2 separate regions of the Homo sapiens genome follow, and region 2 is linked to region 1. The links are chromatin loops, found by intact Hi-C in ENCODE. Cell type or tissue: IMR-90. All regions are shown on one strand. Links, peaks and the distances in the headings refer to the core of each region. The heading gives the core; the rest is flanking DNA.

The links. A loop is a pair of places that touch in the nucleus more often than their neighbours do. Peaks named below come from ENCODE experiments on the same cell type or tissue, not always from the same donor. Only the 100,000 strongest peaks of a DNase experiment are listed, where the experiment ranks them.
Region 2: it touches region 1 in a loop (6-fold over the local background); 1 of 110 quality-filtered maps calls a loop at or near these places.

Annotation. Positions count from the first base shown.
Region 1 is chr12:114,503,811-114,514,278 of GRCh38, reverse strand. It overlaps the pseudogene RN7SKP216. Among named protein-coding and RNA genes, the nearest start is that of TBX5-AS1, 100 kb to the right of the region's middle. In IMR-90, for the core only: a CTCF peak has its summit at 5,562 (motif pointing right); a DNase peak (open chromatin) is centred at 5,578.
Region 2 is chr12:114,400,993-114,411,460 of GRCh38, reverse strand. TBX5 (T-box transcription factor 5) reads left to right here and starts at 5,317. Exons shown (of 9, transcript NM_181486.4): 1 at 5,317-5,833; 2 at 7,525-7,709; 3 at 9,541-9,635. The coding sequence starts at 7,563. It overlaps TBX5-AS1 (TBX5 antisense RNA 1), which reads right to left and starts at 3,266. Exons shown (of 3, transcript NR_038440.1): 1 at 3,176-3,266; 2 at 2,454-2,633; 3 at 1-1,995. RefSeq lists enhancers at 1,629-2,169, 4,890-5,390, 5,429-6,115. In IMR-90, for the core only: a CTCF peak has its summit at 8,277; DNase peaks (open chromatin) are centred at 5,060, 5,340, 7,220, 7,560 and 1 weaker place; H3K4me3 peaks cover 5,000 bases; H3K27ac peaks cover 5,000 bases.

The DNA.
Region 1 (10,468 bases), core at 2,516-7,515:
TTCCTGGAAGGAATGTGACCTTTCTTCTGTGTTCCCTGGCGTCGTGCACAGAGATCTGTTACACAGCTTGACACTTCCCATCCTGGTTAGAATATCCACTGGGGAGCGTCTCCCCAGAGCTTGAGAAACAGTCTCAACCTCACATTGGAGCAGGCAGAAAGAACTCTGGCTGAGGGTTAGGTAAGCTGTATTCTAAGCCCTGGTCTGCCACCTCCCATGGAGGTCTTGGGGCAATCCCTTTCCATCTCTGAGTGTGTTCTAGTTACCACTGGTGAGTAACGAATTAACCCACCATTTGGTGGCCTGAAACAATCATTTTATTTTGCTCACGATTTTGTGTGTCCGGAATTCTGGAAGGGCTTAGCTGGGGAGCTCTTGCCCAGGGTCTCTCATATAGTGCAGCCAAATGTTGGCAGATGCTAAAGGCATTTGATGGCGCAATTGGTCTGGGGATCTACGGTGGCTTACTTATAGCTGCCAAGTGACACCGGCTGTCAGCTACTCAGCTGGGCGGTTCACCACAGCATCCACACATGGCCTGACCATAGGGCAGTCTCAGGGAAGTTGGGAAGCTGGGTTTCTTATATGGTGGCCCAGGGTGCAAGAAAGAATGTTCCAGCAAATAAGGTGGGAGCTGGTTCACCTCTTAAGACTCAGCCTCAAAAACACACAGCATTAATTCCACTATACCCCATTGATTTTAACAGGGTCACTAAAGTCAGCCCAGATTCAAGGAGAAGTGACATAGAACTCATCACTCGAAGAGAGAGGTGTCAAAGAATTGACAGCCGTTAAACACACACACACACACACCCACACACACACACAAAATTAATATATTTTATATATTTGCATATATTTTACGTAATACATATATATATATAGGCATTGAGTCTTGCTCCATCACACAGGCTGGAGTGCAGTGGCATGACCATAGCTCACTGCAACCTCAAACTTCTGGGCTCAAGCGATCCTCCTGCCTCACCCTCCCAAGTAGCTAGGACTACAGGTATGTATCACCACACCTAGCTAATTTTTAATTTTTCTTGTAGAGATGAAATCTCACTATGTTGTCCAGGCTGGTCTCAAACTCCTGAGTTCAAGCGATCCTCTCACCTCAGCCTCCCAAGTAGCTGGGACCACAGGTGAGTGCCACCACACCTGGCTAATTTTTTGTATTTTTGATAGAGGTGGGGTTTCAACATGTTGCCCAGGCTGGTCTCAAAGTCCTGAGCTCAAGCCATACACCCACCTTGGCCTCCCAAAGTGCTGGGATTACAGGTGTGAGCCACCATGCCCAGCCTAAAAATATTAGCTTTTATCAAAGGGTTTGAGCCCCACTGGTGCTGTCTCCCTTTTATGAAGGGGGAAGTAGGTGCTGTGGTGAACAAGTGAAAACCTGAGATCACACAGCAAGCTAAGAATCAGAGCCAGGACTAAAAACCAGGTCTCCAGGCACCAGGGGCTGTGTCTCTTCCTCAAAGTCTCACGACCCTACAGAGGGAAGTAGAGAAGGTGGCCCCTGGCTCAATTGCCAGACAAACCCCCAGATGACCAGGCCCTCCTTTGACACTGCATCAGGGCTTTCTGCCTCCCATTCATTAACTCAAGAATGCATTTATTCAGCAATACGCTTCCTGGTGACAATGCTTGGACACGAAGATCTTTAGTTTGGGAGGTAGCCAAATTGGAGCTCTTGCCCTCTGAACTCATGTGGGTGAAGGTCTCAAGAGCACCATCTGCTGAGAGAAACTGACAAATGATATGGAAATGGCAATTTCTCAAGCATCTTGGCTCCTCGTCAGGTTGGGAAGTCACATCCTAAAGGTAGAAACCTACACACCCAGCTTGCTGCAAAGACTGGGAGTCTCCATCCAAGGCTCTCTGGTTGGCCAGGCTCAAGGTATTCACTGGTAATTAATATTATATTAATATGTTTGAGCATTTAATCCAGCCATGTGCTTTTTTTTTTTTTTTTTTTTTTTTGTTGAGATAGAATCTCACAGTCGCCCAGGCTGGAGTGCAGTGGCACGATCTCGGCTCACTGCAACCTTCACCTTCACCTCCCGGGTTCAAGCGATTCTTGTGCCTCAGCCTCCTGAGTAGCTGGGATTACAGGCACACACCACCATGCTCAGTTAATTTTTGTATTTTTCATAGAGAATTTGCCGTGTTTCCCAGGCTGGTCTCGAACTCCTGAGCTCGGGCAATCCGCCCGCCTCAGCCTCCTAAAATGCTGGGATTACAGGCGTGAGCCACCGCGCTCGGCCTGCAATGTGCATTTTCTTTCTTTTTTTAATTTTAAAATATTAAATTTTTAAATTATTTTTAAAAAGCTTTTGTGGGTACATAGTAGGTGTATATATTTATGGGGTACATGAGATAGTTTGATACAGGCATACAATACATAATAATCACCTCAGGATAAATGGGGTATAAATCATCTCAAGCATTTATCCTCTCCTTGTGTTACAAACAATCCAATTATACTCTTCTAGTTGTTGTTGTTGTTTTGCCAGTCAGATGGTTTAAATGCGTTCCTTATTTTTCTTCAACTTTTAAGTTCCAGGGTACAGGTGCGGGATATGCAGGTTTGTTACATAGGTAAACATGTGCCACGGTGGTTTTCTGCACAGATCAACCCATCACCTAGGTATTAAGCCCAGTATCCATTAGCTATTTCTCTTGATGCTTTTCCTCCCCCGGCCCCATCTTTTAGTTATTTTGAAATGTACAATAAATTATTGCTGACTGTGGTCACCCTGTTGTGCTATCAAATACTAGATCTTATTCCTTCTATCTAACTCTATGTTCACATCCATTAACCATCCCCAATTTCCATCCACTCCCCACTGCTTTTCCTACCCTCTGGCAACCATCATTCTACCCGCTATCTTCACGAGTACAGTTGTTTTCATGTTAAACTCACATTAATAAGTGAGAACACACAAAGTTTGTCTTTCTGTGCCTGGCTCATTTCACTTAATATAATGATCTCCAGTTCCATCCATGTTGGTGCAAATGACAGGATCTCATTCTTTTTTGTGGCTGAATAGTACTCCATCATGTATGTGTACCACATTTTCTTTATCCATTCGTTTGTTAGCAGATGCTTAAGTTGCTTCAAATTTTGGTGGTCGTGAATAGTGCTGCAATAAACATGGAAGCACAATGTGCATTCAATCTTTACAATAGTAAGTAGCAATATTATTCTCATTTTGTAGATAAAGTGGAGCCATAGAGATTTAAGATCACATGTTCATACAGATTTATATCCGAATTAGCCTGACGCAATATCTCCTTACTATAAACTATGCATCTTGACACTTGATTTTATTCCTTAGAGCATTATAATGCTTATACTGTACACCGCATTCACTTGCCTTATGTTGCTCTCTATTTTTTTTCAAGGATGTCAAACTTCCTCCCAGCCATTCGGGGGTACCTTGAGGTCTGGGACTAAGCTGCTTTTCTCTCGTCTCTGGTGAAGAGATACAAATGAATACTTATTAAACGTAACTCAGAATTAACTATTTATCTCTTTGCTTCTGACATGGAAATGTAGAGAAGTTATAAACTACCTCATACATTTAGATAAATTGTTTTTCTACAAATATTCTATGGGGTTTAAAAATAACAGCAAAAGATACAGCCATCCCTCACAACTGTAATGGCAATAAGGAAATATGCATTCGTGAAATTTATTAATAATTTCCTATCTCCAGAGAGTCAAGAATTTTAACTGTATTGTTTTTCCAGATCTGCTGACAAGTTGCAAACTTCATTTGAGTGGGGCTCCACATTCTCTTCCACTTCACCACTGACAAGACCATTTGCAAACAAATCCAGTCCCACCAATGGGATGTTCTATATGCAATTTTTTAAAATTATACTTTAAGTTCTGGGATACATGTGCAGAACGTGCAGGTTTGTTACATAGGTATACACGTGCCATGGTGGTTTGTCGCACCCATCAACCCGTCGTCTACATTAGGTATTTCTTAAATGCAATTTTAAAATCTAGTTCCCAGAGACCATAATTCCATCTTTTCTCTTTTGTGCCTTCGTTCCTCCAAGGAGTAGACTAGTGTGGGAAACAGAGCTAAATTAAGGATTAGAATACCTGGTCTCTTTGATTTTTTTTTTAAATCTTCTTTTAAACTATAAAAAATATTCTTTAAAAATTATAAATACATATATTCAGAAAATGTGTAGCTCAATGACCTACTGCAAAATCAACACCCACATAACCACCACTGAGGATTTGTGTGAGACACCGGGAAAGTCACTTGAGTGACCAGTGTCCCCAGCTGTTTGAAAAGGATCTTCTTAAACCATAGTACGTTTTATTTATTTATTTATCTAATTTTATTTTTTAAGTTCCGGGGTACATGTTCAGGATGTGTGGGTTTGTTACATAGGCAAACGTTCGCCATGGTGGTTTGCTGCACCTATCAACCCATCACTTAGGTGTTAAGCCCAGCATGCATTAGCTCTTTTTCCTAATGCTCTCACCCCACCCCATCCTCCCCCGACAGTCCCCAGCATGTATTGTTCCCTTCCCTGTGTCCATGTGTTCTCATTGTTCAGCTCCCACTTATAAGTGAGAACGTGGCGTTTGATTTTCTGTTCCTGCGTTAGTTTGCTGAGGATAATGGCTTTCAGCTTCATCTATGTCCCTGCAAAGGACATGTTCTCATTCCTTTTTCTGGCTGTATAGTATTCCGTGGTATATATGTACCACATTTCTTTCTTCAGTCTGTCATTGATTGATGGCCATTTGGGGTGTTTCTATGTCTTTGCTATCGTGAATAGTGCTGCAATGAACATGGGTGTGCATGTGTATTTATAAGAGAATGATTTATATTCCTTTGGATATATACCCAGTAATGGGATTGCTGGGTCAAATGGTATTTCCGGTTCTAATCATAATATGTTGTTTTTAATTACTACCTCCTACTCCATGAGTTGGATGAACTATAATTTATCAATGTCTGTATTGTTGGCCCGTTAGGTGGTTGTTTTCTTCTTTATTACGAATAACCTTCTAAGAAGTAGCTTGTTCCTCAATCTTGTTCATATTCATAGTGATTCCTTAGGAAAAACTCCTAGAAAATGAATTTCTAGGTCAAAATGGAATGATTTTAGAGCCTTCGCAAGGCACACAATTAGTATGAAGAAGAAAAAAATGTTCTATTACCCGAGTCTATTTTGCCAAATAAATTTGAGTAATAGAAAACATTTACTCATTGAATGAAGATGCTGTTTTTGGGAACAGACAATCCAGAGGGAAGCATGCAGGCAAAGAATGGTCTACGTTGGAGGTAAAAATATTTCAAGTTGCCATTTTCAAAAATTGTAGTTTAGTTCAAACGCTCTTGCTTCCACAAGAGGCTTTGAAACAGTTTAACATGAAAGCACCAGCATCATGAAGTCTAAAGCCACTCCAAGCAGAGCACAGTGGCCACAGCCAAGTTGCAAAATTGCTTTTTAAAAGCACTCAACACCCAGCTCATGGTGAAAAATGTCTTTTAATGTCCAGCCAAGACTCGGCCGCTAGAGGGCACTAACAATACATATTTCCAGGCAGTACCAACACCGCATGAACCGAGGTTGGTTTTCTGTCCCTTTCCATCCCATCAGCCAGAAACACAAAAGGACAATGGCCCTGCAAGCTGCCCCAAACCAGTGGAAATCTTCTAGCAAATAGGCCAGAACCTTTGCTGCCATGGGTCTTCTATCTTCCAAATTCTGATAACTTTAATATTCTGTGAAAAAACGTGTAGCTTTAACCATGAGAGGAAATCTATCAGCATATGGGGGGAGAAACAGACTTTGCTCAAAATAACCTGTGGCTTTTTGAACAAAGTTTTTGATGACTTTTTTCACTTCTGATGAATCAGATTCACTACTGAGTGACATAACCCTCATCAATTTCCTCTTTCTGCACCATTTGGCTTCCAAGGAGGTACTCTTGGCTTTTATTTCCTGCATGTTAAAGGAAATTTAGTAAGATTGATGGCTTAATGTGTAGCCAAATATCATACAACCTATAACCGGAGTGTTTTGTAACTATTAATAATTAATATGAGATGGGTACCCTAGTGGGTGATGTGCTTATTCTTGGCATCCCTAAAAGAAACTCCAAATCTCCAGGCTCTTTGAGCTGAGAGATAGGTGATAAATGGTAATGAATTAGAAGAATTAAATGCTTTCTAAGTCCCGCAGTGTTGGGGTTGCTAACACTGTATTTGTATAATGCTAGCATCTGTATCTGTTTGCTGTTTCTCTCAACAAAACACACACCTGGCTTCACTGAGGAGGACAGAAATGCCCTTAGACATTTATCCTATACCTCAAACCAAAGTAGGCTCTCTCTGAGCAGTCTAAGCTGTCTTATTGACCAGGCTTCAGATTCCGATCCTGGCTTCAAAGAAAATTCGGCTCCTCCGTGAGCAGAGGGGAGAGGAAGAAATCAGTCATTGGCTTTAAATTGCCCTGTAGCCTTTATTCTTAATTGAAAAGGTGCCTGGAATGCTAATGTTCCCCCCCCAACATTAGGCCTAAAGAAGAGGTACAAGTAAAGGAATTTGAGTCCAGTTTTGAAAATGGAGGTGCATAATCATTCATGACCCCCATTTTAGCAAATGAAGTTACCCCACATTCAGAAAATATCTTCTTGGTTGCCTCTTTGGCTACAAAGACATATGTCTTCTTTTTAATGGTCTCTTCATTTATCCTCAATGAGTTTCTGCACCTCTGAGCTTGAGTCTTTTTGGTTATCAGCAAACCACAGGAGCCTGATAATTTTGGAAGGGGCACATTCCGATGAGAAAGCACCTATCTCCATAACTTTCCGCTGCGGAAGAAGAAGAAAATGCCTTGGCAAAGATAAATGACTCTGGTTTTCATTCAGATCCAACATCCATCTTGGCAAAAACTAAAATCAGTTTGCAGGGATTAAAAACGTGGCATGGAGGTTAGACAGTCATTCCAGCAGACAAAGGTCTGTGAAAAGATAAGCCTAATTCTTTGGAAAATGAGACACATTGACTGCTAATATCTTGACTTTCTTCACATCCTTTTTTTCTCTTAAGAGAAGTTTCTCCTCTATGCTTTCCTTTTCTTGCTTGAATGTTTATCCATGGAAATGCTGGGTTATTTAAACCAATAACAAATCTCTAATATTGCTCTTGGCCGAAAACTTCTGAGAGAGGATGTGACAGAGACTTTCTTCAGAAAACAAGCACGTGAACTTCCAAGATGCCAGGCAGTACCTTAGACCCCATTAGAGCACAAAGAGAAAGAAACACATTTAATCAAAGAGCCTTTTCCCACACCCTCTCCTTTCCCCTGCTCAGTGTTTTGAATCCGCTGAGTGTTGTGTCAACGTTGGTTCCTAAGTTTGTGGTTTGTCAGAAGGGTTCAAAGGCAGCGTCTGATATTTGGATGTAGTATAACTCAATGGAATGTCTTGATCGTGTCTCAGAAATGCACTGCCATGAGGCAACAGGTCAGTGATGGAGGCCAGAAAAATAAAAGACTGCCCAGATTATTGGGGGAAGTTTACTCTCAAGACGGGGCATCACAACCACCAGGCTGAGGAAGTCCTCTCTGTATTGCTGGCTTTTCTCCTGCTCTTTCTTGGATGCATTTGTGTGTTTAAATCTTCTAAGATCTCTGGTCTTAGAGACCCAGAACTTGACAGTAAAAACTTACTTTGGATCAGAGAAGTTCCCAATGTATGGGCTACAGAGAATTTTAACATAAATTTAAAATGTAGTGCATTTTCACCTAGTGTGGACGCTTAAAACTGAATGCCAATAAGTCTCCTGGGATCTGGATACAAATGATAGAGGAAAGGGCTATTAAAACTTTGTGTAGGGTCAGGTAGATATTTAACGCTGAATTAAAGATGGGTAAACAAAAGCCTGAGATGCACACATAGAATCTAGAGAGATCAAGTGGCTTGCCCAGGGGCACTTTATAACTGGTAGTGATGATGGTGGTGATGGTGATGGTGGTGATTATGGTGGTAATTATGGTGTTGATGATGATAGTGGTGCTGATGACAGTAACAATGATAGTAGTGATGGCTGGTTTTAGTGCTGATGATGGTGGTGATTGTGGTGATGGCGGTGATGGTGATGATGGTGTTGGTGAGGTGGGGGTGAGGTTATGGTGATGGTAGGGATGATGGAAGCAGTGGTAGTGATGATAATTGTGTTGTGGTGGTAGTGGTAGTCGATATGATGATGGTCTGGGGGTGATAGTAGTTATGGTGGCAGTGGTGGTTGTGATGACGGAGGTGGAGGTGATGATAAAGACTAGATTTCCAAATCTGAAGGTTCCTAGTACCTATATCTCTTAGACCTTTAACCTGCTATGTTTTATCAAAGGATGTTGGAGTCAACATCTGCCACCCCATTGATCACCAGAGTTGATTTGGCTGATCTGGCTGGTTATGTGGGTGTCCCCTTCCTCCTTCACCACTCAATGGGCATTCCTTCCAAAGCTGCCCGCTCAGTCAAAGAAGACAACTTTAACTGATAGTAGACTTGTAGGAGAGCACACAGAATGTTGTAAGGGTGTTGTCAAGTTTTAATGTTTAATGTGTCAAGTTTATTGTATTTTTTCATGATAAAAATAATAAAACTCATTGAAGTATATGTGAAAAATATATAAAAGTTAAAGGATAAATAGCAGGTATATCTGAGAGGCACAATTTCAGGGCATGTTTGCTTCTGGTTTTCAATATGTATGTTTTGGAGGACAATTTTTTTTTTTTTACCACATATTGGTTTTGTTTTTGTGATCCAGAAAAAGAAAGAATTTGGAGTGTCAATAAGAGCCCTTATTGTAATGCTTCTCTGACACAATAGTGTCTATATAATTACTCCGATATTGTAAATGAGAAAACCGAGAGTCTAATTTGCCCCGGTATCCTACCGAGAATAAATGGCAGGGCCAGAATTCAAACCCAGGTCTCCGTAACTCCAAAGTCATGCTCGTATCCAATGTATGTCACTGTCTCCCGAGGGTGGCCCTTTAGGTCATCACAGAAACACTGTCCCCAAGGATGACAACTCAAGGATGTGAGGGCGACCTGGCTGCAACATCTGCCACCCCATTGATCACCAGGGTTGACTTGGCTGATCTGGCTGGCTAGGTGAGTGTCCCCTTCCTCCCCCACCACTCAATGTGCATTCCTCCCAAAGCTGCCCACACAGTCAAAGAAGATGACTTTTACCGATAGAAGAGGGCTGTTCTTAGCCAAGGGTGTAGGAGTAGCAGCTCTCCCCTCCTAGAACCTCCAGACAAGCCCTCCAGAAGCCTTACAATGTGGTCTTCTGATAGTTTTTATAATTCAGGCTTCTCAGACCAACTCATCCTGAGTTTTGTTCCAAAGCAAATGTTGCTTTAGCAAGATTCTAGTGAACTTGGGGTCTAGTCTTCCTGGAATCATAGTCTTTTAAGAATTGGACATGTTCTCGGCAGGCTTCTATTCCAAAGTCTATCCTTAGTGCAGAAATGCTTTCTTAACATTCCAGGTAGACTGTCCTCACTTTGTTCATGAATGCTGCCTTGACAGGGAGTTCTTGCTCCCCAACAAAGACACACACACAAGAAGAACTCTCCCTTTTAAAACTTCAACCACATGTTCAGCTGAAGTTGACTTCCCAAGTAAACTTCATCAATTACTCAGAATGAGGCTGTTTTCTCTTCAACAGCACAATTCTCTACATATTTGTGGGCAGCAGCTTCTGTCCCCAGGATTTGCAGTCACAGACCGCTTCATCTGTTTGTCTAAACTTCCGGGATCCCTTCCTCTTGGTATTTCCTGTCGTTCACAAACACTGGAACCCCAGACCTGAATCCTAGTGCTGTTCCCATCAAACAGAACCTTGGTTTAGATGCTATTCTGTGACTGCAGCCCCACATGCCTCTGAGTTATTATTTTATTTATTTTTTTATTGAGATGGAGTCTCACTCTGTCACCCAGGCTGGAGTGCAGTGGCATGATCTCGGCTCACAGCAAACTCCGCCTCCTGGGTTCAAGCGATTCTGCTGCCTCAGCGTCCTGAATAGCTGGGATAACAGGTGCACAGCACCACGCCTGGCTAATTTTTGTATTTTTGTTTAGTAGAGATGGGATTTCACCATGTTGGCCAGGCTGGTCTCAAACTCCTGACCTGAAGTGATCTGCCTGCCTCGGCCTCCCAAAGTGCTGGGATTACAGGCATGAGCGACCATGCCTGGCCAACTCTGAGTTATTTCTTTAAACAAATTTATTGAGATATAAATCACACACGTCATACAATTCACTCCTTGAAAGTGTACAACTCAATGATTTTCAGTATTTTTACAGATACAGACAACTATCTCCACGGTCCATTTTTGAACATTCAAAAAGAAACACTGTGCCCTTTAGCTGATTCCCCTAACCCCTGTCCCTCCCAGCCCTGTC
Region 2 (10,468 bases), core at 3,370-8,369, 100 kb after region 1:
CCGCTACAAATTCTGGATTTCTGCAGCACAGACTTGGAGACAGACCCATGCCCCTTCTCCTTAAATAAAGCGCTTTATGAAACATCAGATCGAATTCTCTCCAGTGGGGATGCCTTGCTCTGTGAGGCCTGGCTGGTTGGAAAGAGGCCCGCGGGCAGCCAGAACTGGAGTCGAAGTTTCATCTCTGGTTTTGACTCTGGCCCTTTGAGCGAGCTTAACACGTGTGGATTTAATTTCCCTTTCTTTCTTGCTTCCTTTTCTTTCCCCCCACCCCCACCTTGTGAGGGAACAAGAAAAATAGTCTGCTCTGTCGACAGCGCGACACTGTTCCGTTTGCCAAAGAAAATTTGTCTTTCCAGAGTCCCAGAGAGCAGTGGGTTCCTATGTTTCCAACGAGCCCTTCAATTGAGGGAGGAGGTATCCAGACAGGCCCCCCACCTTCACCCCAGACCTAGACATATTAGTTTGAGTCTCTCTCTTGCAGGGTTACAGACCTGGAATGCCCTATGTTTCTTCCCCCTACCCCAAACATTTTGGGAGACCTATCAGTGGGTTTTGACCTGCAGGATGGTTGAAGTTCTTAGGCTCAGTGTGACCCTGGGGGTACTCCATGGTCTCCCAGATGGGACCCTCACCTTTCTAGGCTGGGCACTTCCCAAATTGGAGGAGATAAGAACAGTGGCATCCTTGTGTCCAAGCACCACTCGCTTCCACCTTTCTGCTCTTTGAAGTGTGTAAATTTTTCGCATTGGGATCCTTCTCAGCTGGGCCTCGAAATGATATCCTCTCTTCCAGTTCTCATTTCATTACCCCGAACAGGAAAAACAAAAAAACAAAAACAAAGAAGAACCCAACCACCACCACCACAACAAAAAACCCTCACCCTCCAAACTTGGAGAGTAAAGAGGACGATTGTCATCTAAAGCACACAAAGCAACACTAACATGAATGAGGAGAGCAGCGATAATAATTCTTGGTGGAAATATTGGAGGAGAGTATTGGACACTCAATAATCATAATAATAACAGCCAGTATTCTTCCCACATACTTCCGGTCAAAAGTGGGGAAACCAGAAACCGAATAAAACATTGGGAAGAGACATACTGTGTTCCTGGAAAAAATATAACAGAGCCAGATTTAACTCGGTGAGAGGGAAAGTGACCCCCTTGAGAAACCAGGGAATGTCTCACCCTCAGACCAACCCTTTCTTTTGCAAATTGAATTGGTCAAAGTTTAGTTTTGTCATCATTTCTATTGTTATAATTCTTATTCATTTTCCCAGCCCCGTCCACACTTCTATTTTTCACTACCCCCACGCCCCACAAGTTGCCACCGGGTCAGGTGGGGACATATCCGGAGAGAAATAGAAAGGGATGCATTTTAAAGCGAGTTCTCTTTTGAGAGGAAAACAATGGGTAGTTTTGGAAGTGTCTTTCTTAAAAACGGAAGGAGAAGGTGAAGAAAAAAATTATCAACAGCAATGGGCCCCTTTGGTTTGGGTTTTGACTTTTTAAAGAGGAACCTCTGCTGTCCTGTTGCAGTATTAAAATCAGGGCAGGAATTTTGCAAAATGAGAAAAATAAACTTCGGGAGAAAACCCAGCTGGGAGCAGCTTCGGGAAAGCGACAGTTCTCCGAAAGGAGGAAGGGAGGATGCGCGCTGTAGCCGGCTCCGGAGTTTACTGCCCGAACGATTGGGGAAAAGAACGAGGATTCTCAAATCTAGTTGCGATCTCTCGTCTCTCCTTTATTCTGTTCGTGGTGCGGGCTTCGGAGCGTCTGGGAAAGCCAGTCTGTGAAGCTGGACTTGCAGAATCCTTTGAATGCCGGTCCAGGTGGCTGCAGGGCCCGCAGTCCGGGATGCCGGAGAAAGGAACCACAAGGAAAAGACGCTACGCTCGGAGTTTCCCCTTTTCCTTGCAGCCCCGGCGGGGCCTAGGCCTCGGTTTCCGGCCCACCTCGGCTCAGAGGTCAAGTAGGAACTCATCTCGTCGACCTAGGGTTTGGGAGAAGGATTTCGGGTTGCGTTCTTGGCATCTGGGAGCAAACACGAGCCTCGGATTTGGGGACATATCGTTATTAACAGCTTGGGAAACGAAAGCGAAGCTCGGGGCAGCCACTGCAGCCTGGCTGAGAGAAAGGACGCGGGTTGTGCTCTCTGGAAGCAAAGGGGTCTGCGGCCCAGCTGGCCTGGGAGCTTGTGGCCGGCGCTGGAAGCTGCCCGCTCTCCCCGCGGGCCTGACCTTGGCTCCCGCCGCAGCTCTGCCGGCCGACTGCCTCCCTGCACATTTTGCTGCCGTTCCAGTCCTTACAGGACCGGGCCTGGAGCCAGGCCATGCTTCGGAAAGCCCTGGGGGTTGGGGACGCGCAAAACCCAGAATCGAACCCCGAAGCTGGGGGCAAGTCCAGATTCAGACGTCCAGCTCCCTCGGGACCCCTTGGCGGAGAACTTACCCTTCCGGAAGGCCCGACGCTCTCCGGCTCTGTGCTGGGCAGGCCTAGCTCTTCTCTCGGCGCCACCAGGGGCGTCTACGCGGTACGTTTTGCAACTCAACCTAGTGGGTTTCCAGCGGTGCGCAAAAGTTTGCGAGCATCCACCACTGCGCTGCTTAGAAATTGTGCCCATTGATCAGACTAAAAATAATAGTCGTCGTGATTACAAAACAAAATAGAGTGCCTCGTGCCTCGGCGGGCCCTGGTACAATAATTATTCTCTACAGAAACCACCTCTCTCCACTCCCACCCCTACTCCACCACCCACTCGCACCCCGCCCCTGCCGGGCCACTCTGGGACGAATTGCATTCTTGGACCTTTCTCTCCGCAAGGCACATTACGGAGAACTCCCTCTGTCTCGTGTCCCCTCCACGACAACCCAGTAATTATTTCTATGCAAGTCTGCAAGAGGGCACTGAGTTATCGCATCCCAAGCCTAACCAGCTAGAGCGGCGCCTCGGTATTCATTTGCCCAGAGCTCCTCCGCGGGGGATTTAAAAATAATAATAATAATAATAAGGATCCCATGCCTTATGCAAGAGACCTCAGTCCCCCGGAACAACTCGATTTCCTTCCAATAGAGGTCTGAGGTGGACTCCCACCTCCCTTCGTGAAGAGTTCCCTCCTCTCCCCCTTCCTAAGAAAGTCGATCTTGGCTCTATTTGTGTCTTATGTTCATCACCCTCATTCCTCCGGAGAAAGCCGGGTTGGTTTATGTCTTTATTTATTCCCGGGGCCAAGACGTCCGGAACCTGTGGCTGCGCAGACCCGGCACTGATAGGCGAAGACGGAGAGAAATTTACCTCCCGCCGCTGCCCCCCAGCCAAACGTGACAGCGCGCGGGCCGGTTGCGTGACTCGTGACGTCTCCAAGTCCTATAGGTGCAGCGGCTGGTGAGATAGTCGCTATCGCCTGGTTGCCTCTTTATTTTACTGGGGTATGCCTGGTAATAAACAGTAATATTTAATTTGTCGGAGACCACAAACCAACCTTGAGCTGGGAGGTACGTGCTCTTCTTGACAGACGTTGGAAGAAGACCTGGCCTAAAGAGGTCTCTTTTGGTGGTCCTTTTCAAAGTCTTCACCTGAGCCCTGCTCTCCAGCGAGGCGCACTCCTGGCTTTTGCGCTCCAAAGAAGAGGTGGGATAGTTGGAGGTGAGTTTCACCCTGGAGGACTGAGGGGGGAAATAGGTTTCTCTTTGCACTTGGCCCTCCTTGGCTTTTCACCCCGTCTTAGTCTTGCTGAATCTTCTCTTGCTGTGCTGCTACTTCTCATGAACGAAATAAGAATGGCTTCGTGTGTCACCTGGCAAGAATGGATTCTCTCGAAAGGTTTGAAAATCCCTATTTTGCTTGGTGGCCCAGACCATCTGTGCTCAATGAGCTAAGCAAATCTGGCTGGGCTATTACCTGGGAGAGTCCAGATTTTTCCTCTCTGGAGGGGCCTGAAGATTATTTATGGGAATTAATTTTATCCCCAAATCTCTGAGAACTTAAAGGGATTGGGAAGGTCTTTCTGGATTTCCCTTTCCCTCTACTGGAGATGTAGCGGTTCAGCCTTCTTCCGATGCCATGTTTGTTTTTCGTGTCTTCGGCCTAGGGTCGCCTTGCCAGCAAGCCTAAAGGCCTCCAAGCTGACTTGGAGGGTGAGGGTGTTTTCACAAATAAATACATCGCCTGGGCAAAGGGAAAATATCTGTTTGCAAACAAACCTGGAAGGTGGAGTGAGCACCATAGCAAAGGAGGGCTGGCTTTCTCCCCGGTTGCCCCACATTCAGGGTTGGAGATTCTCCACTTTGGCATTTTGCAGCAATGGCCTGGCCTGGGATTTTAGCAGAGCAGTCACAGAGGGTTACACAGCTGCTGACCTCGGGGCATTTCTCCTCCCTCCATCCCTTTCTCCAGACCTTGACTTGCAGGCCCAAGTCTCTTATCAGAACCCTAGAAAAATCAGTATGATGGGGGTACAGGAGGTAAGGATGGGAAACAGAACAGGACTCCTGACATTTACTCCAAGCACCAATATTCGGTGTCCCAATCTGGGTCTGCTCAGACTGAGACCTACTGACTGTGTTTGTGCTTTTATTGACCTCTTCAACTCACCCTAAAAAAAAAAAATACATCTCAGAGAGGGAAAGGGCAAGGAGAGGAGACCAGTGGAGATGAAAACCCTAGCCAGTCCCCAGTGACTGTTTGATTATTTTAATAAAACTGGGCACTGCCTTGTGTACACCTGGAGCAGGGGACGTCTGGTGGCCCCACTGGGTGGGGGGTGAGGGCCCGCAGCGATTTCTTAGCATCTTTGATCTCGGCCCCCATCCCAATGCACCTTCACCCTGCCTTCACCCCAGAGTCGTTGAGAGTAGGGGTGATGAGTAGGGGGTGGAGGGGAGATGTCAGGAAGGCGAGCGCCGGCCAGGCGGGGTCAGGCAGCTCTCCTTCTCGAGGTCAGCGTTGGAGAGAATGTCTGCAAGGCTGCGGAGGCCCGCGGTGTGTTTGTGTGTGTGCGTCCAGACTCGGTTCTCTGCACCGCCAGCGTCACTGAGATTACTTCCCGATTAGAAGCCGACCGCGTTTGAAATGATTTGTGCAGGAGTTTTTGCAGCCACCGCTTGCTCAGAGAAGCAGAGATGGATGGAGGTTGGGAAAGGGGTAGAGAGGAGGGAGTTATTGCAGGTCTGTGTTGAGAGTCGTATTGTGATTTGAGTGTTCGGGAAATCTAGTGGAAATTTGGGGTGGGGGGAAGGGAGGACGGGAGGGTGGGAGGGAGAGAGAAGGGGGAGGGCGACAGAGTGCAGTGGGAGCTAGTTGGATAGGCGATTTCAGTACTTTGTGAGCATCGAGGCAACCCAACGTCACTGTGCTCAGCTGAGTTGGCTTGTATTTCAGAGAGAGAGAGAGAGGGAGAGAGAGTGAGAGAGACTGACTCTTACCTCGAATCCGGGAACTTTAATCCTGAAAGCTGCGCTCAGAAAGGACTTCGACCATTCACTGGGCTTCCAACTTTCCCTCCCTGGGGGTGTAAAGGAGGAGCGGGGCACTGAGATTATATGGTTGCCGGTGCTCTTGGAGGCTATTTTGTGTTCTTTGGCGCTTGCCAACTGGGAAGTATTTAGGGAGAGCAAGCGCACAGCAGAGGAGGTGTGTGTTGGAGGTGGGCAGTCGCCGCGGAGGCTCCAGCGGTAGGTGCGCCCTAGTAGGCAGCAGTAGCCGCTATTCTGGGTAAGCAGTAAACCCCGCATAAACCCCGGAGCCACCATGCCTGCTCCCCCGCCTCACCGCCGGCTTCCCTGCTAGGAGCAGCAGAGGATGTGGTGAATGCACCGGCTTCACCGAACGAGGTAACCGTCCCGGCAGATGGCCCGGGAGGCTCAGGAGGGAGCTCGTCGGCCGAGTCGGCTGGGGCGGCGGGAATGGCGGATTCCAGCCCGGCTTTGCATTCTGCAGAGCACAGCTTGCAGAGATTTTGCGCGGCTCGGAGCTCCCCGGCAAATGGAGTCTGGGAGGCCGCCGCGGCTGGCGGAGCGGCATTGAGGTTTGCAGAAGCACGGCCTGGTTCTGTCAAACCGCATCTTGTTCGCCTCCGCCAGCCCAGAGCTCCCCGGGACCCTGGCGAGGGCGCGGGGTAGGATTCTCCCCGCGGCCGGCAGTGAATGGGAGCGCGTGTAGGGGCGCCAGCCCTGCTTTCTTTTGTTGTGAGTAGGCAGCGGGGCTCCAGTCGCCGCCTCCCTGAAGCCCCGAGAACGAGGCGAAGAAAGCTGCTTGCAAGTCAGGCCTCAGAAGCTGTCCTTCTCCTCGGCCCCATTTCTAGATCTCTGGCCACAGCAGGTCAGGGTGGGATCTGGCCGCTTGCTTAAGCAGCTGCTGAGGTTTTGGGGGACCATCGCTTGTGCCCGCTTCCCAAAGTCTTCCCGTTCTAGGGGGAATTCCTACTTGCGTATAGAAGAGATTGGAAGGAGATCAGAGAGCAGGAGACAGGCTCATCGGGCTTGAACAGCTCTGCGGCAGTTATTTTGTGTGTTCTAAGCTCATACGCCTGCAAACCCGGGCCGTTCTATGCATTGCGGGGACCCGGGCTGCAGATTCAATGTCTCCAGCCTAGGACTTATCCGAGAATGATTTTGTCCTCGCCAATCCTGAGCCTGAGCCTGCAGTTTTAGCAGGCCAGGCCTGGCTGAAGTTCAGAGAAACCCCTTTCGGCCTGGTCACTCCACAAAATGCCCGCCATCCCCCGCCCGGCATCAGAGCGCTGGTGGCGGGCACCCAGTGACGAGCCTTCCTCGGAACGGCTGCACGGTGACTTTCTTCATCTAGTCTTCTGTTTGGCTACTTTTTATCTTTTAACGAATCTTACTTAAGGTTGGGATAAAGAAAAGGATGTTTAATTTTAAAGGACTTTTAATGTTAAGGCCTGTAACTGGTAAAAGGTGTATATGAATTCTCTTTTGAACCTAGTCTCAATCTGCACAACCTTCCCCTTCTGTGTTTTTCTTTTTGCAAGAGGCGGGTTATTTCACACATTTCTGCCTGCTGCAGAAAACTATTCCTCTTGTGAGGTTTAATAAAAAGAGTTTCGACGGCATCTTGTAATTTGGCGAAGAAAGAAATTCTCTAAAGGACACTGGGTTTTTGTTTTGTTTTGTTTTTGGTTCCTACCCAGTGGCTTCCAAAAATACCCACGCCTTATCTTTATTGGCTCTTCCAGAAGTCCAGACAAATTTGACGGGCAGCTTGCTTATCACGGAGAGCCTGCGCAGGGGAGATGCGGGCCTCACCTTCTCCGGGTCTGACGCGGGTCTTTTGCAAGAAGTTGTGCCTGCTTATAAAGTAATAGTAATACTACTAGGAATACTAGTAACAGTAATAATTCTAGGGCCTTCTGCAGTCACCTTCGGCTGGGAACGGAGGTGCTGGTAGCTGGAAACTGGGGGCCAAACTGCTCCCTCCTGTCACTAGAATTGTGCTCTCCAACCTTTCTCTCGTTCTCTCTCTGTCCTCCCCACCCCCATCTCCCCCTGCTTCTTGTCCTCAGAGCAGAACCTTGCGCGGGCACAGGGCCCTGGGCGCACCATGGCCGACGCAGACGAGGGCTTTGGCCTGGCGCACACGCCTCTGGAGCCTGACGCAAAAGACCTGCCCTGCGATTCGAAACCCGAGAGCGCGCTCGGGGCCCCCAGCAAGTCCCCGTCGTCCCCGCAGGCCGCCTTCACCCAGCAGGTAAGGAGACCTCGCGCTTCGGGTCCCTTTGCAGAGATCAAAGTCAGAGTCTGGCTTTCCTGCTCGGCTTCTCTTGCGGGGACAGAACAAAAACAAAATAAAAAAACCCCAAAACGAACCCAACGACTATAATCATCCCTTTTCCTTTTTATTCCCACTCAGTTCCACCTTTCTCTGCCCTGTCTCCCCAAATGCTAGCGTATTGCCATCTACTTTATTGTGACGGTTATCTTTACGGCCAAAGGATTTTTGAAATCTATTTAAATTGTTCGAGAAATCTCAATTATCCGGCCGTTTGGGGTCAGCTAACAATGGCCTAGATAATTCCTTTCCCTCTGCACTATGTGTAGAATCGGCCCCCAGCATCTTAATAAGGGCCAGGTCAGCGGCCGATTCAGGCCGGCATGAGCGATGGCTTGACCCCTCTTCTGATCTTCCGTAGCCTTCGCCTCCTCCCGCCTCCTCCTGCCTCCTCCTGCCTCCTCCGCGCCGCCGACTAGACCCGCGCGCCGCACCATTTGTCTTGCGGTCGGGGCCTGGCTGGCTGGCGCGCCATCACCGGCCGCTGGGAGCGCACAGAGCTCTGCCCGGAGGGCACCAGGAGCCTCGGGTTCGCCAGGCTACAACCTGGGCCCAGGCAGAGGGAGGAGCCTCACCTTGCGCTCTGCGCCCAAAACCCAGGACGCACTGGGCGCTCAAGTCGGCCCCTCAGTAGATCCTGGTAATTTTTAAATAAGGTGTCACATGGGGTGAAACGGGGTGACGACCAGAAGAGACACTTACACATGGCTAAAATCCTGCCTTGGGATTTCGATCCCTTCCTGGCTTTTCCCGGCTTCTCTCTTTGGCCTTTAAGTTTCAGGAAAACGTGTGTATATTTGTAGAGAAGCAGAGAGCGTGAACACAGTTTAGGAAACTTAGGGATTTTTTTTTTTCTTTTAAGGAAAAGCAAACCCACTTTTTAGACTGTTGTAAATTATTCCAAAATGAAGAGTTTGTGTGTGCATGTATGTGTGTGTGCACATATGTATATATATGTATATATATACATTTGCATCGGTTCTGTAAATTTAGTTTTAGCTGAAAGCCAAAATGTTAAATGGCATCAGGCGTGTCCTATAATCAAAATAGCTGGATGTGAATGGAACTACTTGTAGAGAGAGCCTGGAAGGTTTGTTAATATAGATATTTAGGATTAATTATCCTTCTGGACTGTAAGAATATATGATAATACAAACATTTTTAGGTTTCAAAATTCATGTATGTTCAGGTTTGCACTCACCATGGTCGAGAATAAGCAAGTATTTGCACATCTGTATGTTTGATGTGTGGGCATCTGAGTGTCTACATGAGAATATTCTGAGTGGTTTTCTAGATTAGGTTCCTAGTTTTTCTAAATTAGGTTTTTTATCTATCCCCCCCACCCATCTCAGGTGAAGTGGATTGAAATTGGCTCTGGTTTTTTTTTTTTGGTTTGTTTGTTTGGTTGGTTTTTTCTTATTCCGGTCCTCCTCAGTGACATTCCGGAGCACCCTGATGGTGGGTGATCACTCCATAGCCTTGTGCTGATGGCATTAGAAGCAGACAATACAGCACTGTGGGTTCAAGTGGTTGTTGCAACCCTCAGGGATTCAGCCTACATAGGGATCCCTGGGCAGAGGCTGTTGGGTGCTCCAGATAATTCTGCAGTGGGCTGAAGCCACTTTTTACTCTCTGAGACCACAGGCTCCAGCGGGAAGGAGGAGCAGTCTCTGTGTTTTGGGGGAGTTTGGGGAAGGAATGCCCACTACTGCCAGGGCTTGTTAGTGTGACTTTTTTCTCCTTCTTGCAGGGCATGGAGGGAATCAAAGTGTTTCTCCATGAAAGAGAACTGTGGCTAAAATTCCACGAAGTGGGCACGGAAATGATCATAACCAAGGCTGGAAGGTGAGATGGTTTGTTGTGTAGAGAGAGGGACGAGGAGAAATTGTGGGAGAGGTGAAGAAGAAAAGGTGGCTTGGAAGAGAAGAAGGAAGGAAAGGGGCAAAAGGAGAGGGAATATAGAGAAAGAAGAGAAAGGAGAGGAGAGGAGAGAGAGAGCGAAAGATAGATCCTGGTTAAAGAGGCACAAGGAGATTCCTCCATTGATCTCTCCTAGGATGGAGGAAATACTCCAGAAGTTCAAGCCCGGAAACTGGGCATTTCTCCCACCTCACATATAGAAAGAATAAAGAGCTTGGGAGGCCGTGCTATCTGGATTCGTAATGAGGGAAAGAGAGAAGAGGGAAAGGAGAAAACAGAAAACAGAGACCCAGAGAAGACAGAGTCTAGAAGGTTTTTGGGTTTCAGGGATCTTGGACTTTATCTTTACTCCAATCCTCATTCCCACCCTCCCTGACCTTGGAGTGGCTCCAGGGTCCCACCCGATTGTCAAACTCTGAATCGTTGGATGTATTCGCTACCTCTTTCATTGTTTATAGAAAGCAGGCGAAGCCTTTAAAACTGAACCGGGGCTCGGCCGGGCTCTATATACAGACACCAATAAACACGGCAGCTTCGCCAAGACACTCGCCCCGGAGTTCCCCTTAAAAGCTCGCAGAGTTTTAGCTAGAAATGCTAGACTTCTGGGGGAGGAGGAAGGAGAGTGGTGCAGCTCTGTATGTCAGTGTGAGTGTGTGAGCATGTGCACGCGCGCGCCCAGGCCTGGGGACGTCCTGGCCACATCCCTACCCGTGCTGGACGGGTCTTCCGCGTCCCGCAAAGCAAAAAGCCAGAGGATG